Linked DNA regions of Homo sapiens: region 2 is linked to region 1. A link is an interaction called in ENCODE POLR2A ChIA-PET data of the cell type or tissue named here. Cell type or tissue: B cell. All regions are shown on one strand.

The links. Peaks named below come from ENCODE experiments on the same cell type or tissue, not always from the same donor. Only the 100,000 strongest peaks of a DNase experiment are listed, where the experiment ranks them.
Region 2: POLR2A ChIA-PET joins it to region 1 with 5 read pairs; 1 of 35 experiments calls an interaction of 5 or more read pairs at or near these places.

The regions. Positions count from the first base shown.
Region 1 is chr3:186,980,062-186,982,561 of GRCh38, reverse strand. All of the region lies in intron 2 of ST6GAL1 (ST6 beta-galactoside alpha-2,6-sialyltransferase 1), which reads right to left. Among named protein-coding and RNA genes, the nearest start is that of ST6GAL1, 51 kb to the right of the region's middle. In B cell, no CTCF peak of the experiment used is centred here; no DNase peak of the experiment used is centred here; H3K27ac peaks cover 2,346 bases.
Region 2 is chr3:188,399,540-188,402,039 of GRCh38, reverse strand. The region is part of intron 3 of LPP (LIM domain containing preferred translocation partner in lipoma); the gene reads right to left. Among named protein-coding and RNA genes, the nearest start is that of LPP-AS1, 170 kb to the left of the region's middle. In B cell, no CTCF peak of the experiment used is centred here; a DNase peak (open chromatin) is centred at 1,339; H3K4me3 peaks cover 442 bases; H3K27ac peaks cover 2,500 bases.

The sequences.
Region 1 (2,500 bases):
ACACGGTACATGCTCCCTTCCTCTCACTTCCTGTACTCAGTTGTCATCGCTCCTCAAAAGTAGTCAAATTCCTGGCCCTCAATATCTTTGCCATACTGCCCCATAGTTGAAGATACATATTCCCCCTAACTGTCTGCCATGATTCTTGGCATTACTGGGTCTTCACTGAGAGTCACGAGCAACCAACAATCTATCTTACTAAGAAATGACTTGACTAAGGTCATGCTTATCCACATGGAAAAAGGTTAGGAATGATGTGATGTTAGATGGGAATGTAGGGATCTGCCACCCTTTGATGCAATTTGTACATAGCTTTGCTCTGTATCACCAGTCAGGGTAACCAATCTCTAAATTTCTTCCTCACCAAAAAAGGAAGGACTTCCTATTATTCTAATGAGGCAAAATGGTATAAGCATAATAAGTGTTCATTTGTGAGCTACACAGACCTAGGTTTGAAGTCCAACTCCACTGCTAACCTAGGGAAATCTAGTTGAATTTTCTAGGCCCGTTTATTCATTTGTGAAACAATACCAGTGTGACCTGTATCATAGCGTGACTGCTATCATAGAGTTGTTAGGAGAATTAAATGAGAAAATAGATGTAAAGCACCCAGCACACAATCACTGTGCACAGTGGCAGCTATTATTATGGATTCTAACTCCCAGATAATCATGGGTCTTAGTAAAGGAGGTATTCAAGGGTGGTCATTCAGAGGGTTTCCTTCAGCTTTAAGCAGTGTTTTATAAAGTGCTCTTAGTCTGTAAGAAAGCTTCTGCTGAGTTTTGTCATCAAAGCTGAGGTTGGAAATAGGTCAATGGACCAGGATAAGGGTTGAGTCTTTCTCCCAGCTCTGATGGAACAATATTTCCTGACTGCCTTCAGTAATTTATATGCCCAAAAATGGACCTTGAGAATTCAAAAATAAGATAAGACTTGGAATGCTAATAAGAGATAACAAGACATCATCAGTCTCCCTGAGGAAAATGAAGTGCCTTAGTGTATTGGTGGCATGACAGCGGATCTAGATGCTCTGAAGCTACAGAGAAGACTTCATGCAGGTTACCCACGGTACAAGGCAGTAGTGATGGCCCTCAAATATCTGCTGTCTTCTACCTCTGCCATCCCTCTGTTAAAGCAAATAAGAAGGAGGCCGTTAGCCTGAGGTTGTCTCCATAACCAGAGCTTCTACATAAGCAAACCAAAATCCAAATCAATGTAAACAGTAAAATGTAACTAGAGGCTTCACCAATCAGAAACCACCAACTAACCTCTAACTAGGGTCTTCCCACTCTAATAAAATATATTTTCTTAGCCTTCTTTCCACGTTCAGCCTACAAAAGCTCACTGTCCTCACTGCGGCAGCAGAGCTCTCTGAACCTCTTCTGGTTCTGAGTGCTGTCCAATTCACACATGGTTCTTTGCTCAGATGAACTTTGCTACATTTATTTTCTCTAAAGTTTTTCTTTTAACACCTCCTGCCTTCTTCCTTGCTTTGCATAGCTGCTCTACTCCACCTCTTCTAGAATATTAACACACCCAAAGCCCTCCTCAGTGCACAAATGTCCTCTGCAGCTGCATGTATACAGCAGACACTGACTGAGGAATGGGTCCCTGAAGAACAGCTCAGCCATCACACCCAACACGTGATGGCACTGATTGCTTGACCACTAGTGACAGGGACCTATAAAGGCACACATCCCACTTGCAGATAGTTTTGAGTTTAGAGTATTAGAGTATAGATTCATTGATCCAGAATCTATTTCCCCTTGACTTCTATCTTTTTTTTTTTTTTTTTGAGATGGAGTCTCTGTCACCCAGGCTGGTGTGCAGTGGGGTGATCCTCACTGCAACCTCCACCTCCCAGGTTCAAGTGATTTTCCTGCCTCAGCCTCCCTAATAGCTGGGACTACAGGCACTTGCCACCTTGCCTGGCTAATTTTTTTTTTTTTTTTTTTTTTGTAATTTTAGTAGAGAATGGGTTTCACCATGTTGGCCAGGATGGTCTCGATCTCTTGATCTCGTGATCCACCTGCCTTGGCTTCCAAAAGTCCTGGGATTACAGGCGTGAGCCACCGCGCCCATCCGACCTCTATCTTTAAAATCTAGTGTCAGGACTAATAAGCTTTTTAAAGACGTATATTCTTTCACAATAAGCTGTCCTTTCAATTCATTTATATTATAATACTAACAGCTAACATTTCTTGAGGGCCAACCATGAGCCACAACTTACAGGCAGGAAGGCACAATATAGCGTTTCTTAAACTTGCCAGATCCTAGTATCATCCAGGGTGCCCGCTGCATCCACTGCTCCCCAGGCTCCACCCCAGCTGGGCTGAATCTGAATCTGAGACAGGGCCTGGGAATTGCTCTTTTAACAAGAGTCTCAGGTGATTCTTAGGATCAGGCAAATTGTAGACCAATGGCACAATGGTTAAGGTGTGACATATCAGGATCCATGATCTGATTCCATCATCGTTTGTTTTATGGCTTCAGGCAACTT
Region 2 (2,500 bases), 1.4 Mb before region 1:
GAGGTCATTTTGCAGTACTTTTCTGATAGAAATTCACATTTTTTTCCTAGGTTTGATCTCTGCTCCCTCTGAAACAAGCTACTTCTTGTCTAAAAATGACTTCCAACATACTATGCATCAATTTAGATCATAAGCATTACTTTCTACTAGTCCTTGAAGGCAAATCTTGCACTATATTCTACAGTTCAAGTTATACATCCTTATAGTACAATCCCACAGCATCTACATACTGTTGTCACATATTCGTCACATGGTGCTCTGCCCATCTGCTTTCCTGTTCCCCAAACTAAACTCGCAAATCCTTGAGAGTGGAAATATTTATCATTTTATAATTCCAGGGGCTACCACATGATAGGTACTCAATAAAAATGTCTGTTAATTTAATGAATGAATGAATTTATTTGCCTGGCACTGGAGCTATAGATGAATCAGATTCTTATTCTTTACTCAAAGAGCTCAAAGACTATTTGAGGAAGAAATATTTATAAATGTGAAAAGAGAAAGAGAGCAACACAGAAAGCACATGAAAAATCTTGGGGGATGTCAGAAAAGCTAGCATAAGCTTGGCAGAGGTAGCCCTTAACCAGGACTTTGAATGCTGAGTAAATAAAAGAAAACTGGAGTAACCAGGGCAAAGATTAGAAATAATACTGTGAGCTTGGGTATGAAGCAAGGCATTTCTGTAGGACAGGGATCAGACCAGCGGCACCAAAATGAGGGATTCAGGGAGAACAGTTAGGGGAAAGTTTTAAAAGATAACATGAGTTCTGCCTTTTAAAGGTTTTATATAAAGATAAGAAGCTAGAGCTTTTATCCTTGAATAGGAAGATAACAAGAGTGAAAACTCCAGGTATTAAAAATTGAATCATGTAGGATGGATCCAAGGAAAGTGATAAATCCAATAGTATAGACATAGAGTCCCTGTGGCCCCAGTTCTAGTCTCAGCTATACAAGTGTGACCTTTAACAAGAGATGACACTCATTTGCAAAATGAATACCTGTAAAGTCCCAATCAGCTCTAATATTTTAGAGTGCTTTCTTTCTCTAAAATCTTCATTACAGCCCTTCATTTTGATAAATGGGTTTGATGAAACTTCACAAGTTTAATGAACAGATGAACTAGCACATATCATTGGGGCTCTTGGCTTCTAAGAGAGACCCATGTAAACACAAAAATAAGCAGTGGTGAGAACTGGTGTTGCTGGACCAAGATTTACACTGCTCTTACTTCCCCTCATTCTAGCTAGGTTTCACTCGAAGTTCATAATCATCATGAAAGCAAGAAGTGAAAGGGAAGATTTCCAGAGAGGCTCTGAGAATACACAACCACCATCAGCAGACAGGAAAGCAAGAGCAGTGGCCCTCCTCTAAGCAAGATGCCTACTGCTGAAGGGAGCTGGGGAGCTGCTGCTTCCTCAGCATTGCTCTTTCAGAAATTGTCACATGCAAGCAATTAAGAAGAACCTAAGAGGTTTCACTTATCAACTCCTCTGCTGCTCTTCTGTCTGTTCCCCCAGCGGTCCTAAGAAGACTAGAGACTGACAATAAACAAGTGTTTATTGAAGGTTTATTATATGTCTAGCAAATTTTCAATGGCCACACAGTCATCCTGACTGCCATATGAGGTAGCACTATCATTACCCACATCTAGCAAATCAAGAAAGTAAGACTGTAAGAGGTTGAATAACTTGCTCAAGGATATACAGCTAACAAATAGCAAAGCTGAAGCTGGGACACAGATCTTTAACTCCAAATCTCCGGTCTTCACTCTGTACTACCTCCCTATTTGGAGAAGAAAGGAAAACACCACAATTCAAAGGAAATCAGCACTTAACAGTAGTTTTTGCTCTTATTATTTCCATTCCAGCTCTTGAATTCTACTTGCCATAATGTTTTCTCTATTCTGTACCCTCAAATCTAATCATAATAAGCCACAGGACCACAAAGTGATGAAGCCAATAGTCAACAGAAAAAAAAAATCAAGGCACAACAGAAAGCAAATAACTACAAAAGGCTATGTGATGACCAGGACCCGCCCCACGTAGGTGGGAAAACTTAGTGCCATAGGCAAACTGACAATTAATACTAACAAAGCTACTAAGCCTCTCTCAGGATACCATGTGAATGTCAAGTCACTGTCACCCACAAAAACAGAAAGAAGTAGTGTTTGGTCATATTTTCCTTTTTTTCGTCCAAATCAATATGCTACTCTTCTAAAAAGATTTATATAGATCACCAAAACTGAAAAACAAACAACCGTTACATCATATTATCCAACATCCAGTGCAATAAACTTAGAGTAGTGTTTATCAAAACAGTCTGCACACTAACCTCATATGGGGATCTTTATGTATATACTCTGATTCAAGGGTTGAGAATAATTGACTTAGAGCATTTCTATTAATCTTTAAATGACATTGTATTAGTCCCTATATCTTCCTGGCAACTAACTCAAGGCCTAGCTCTTGGTCAGTGTGCACTGAATAAATGAATGATATTA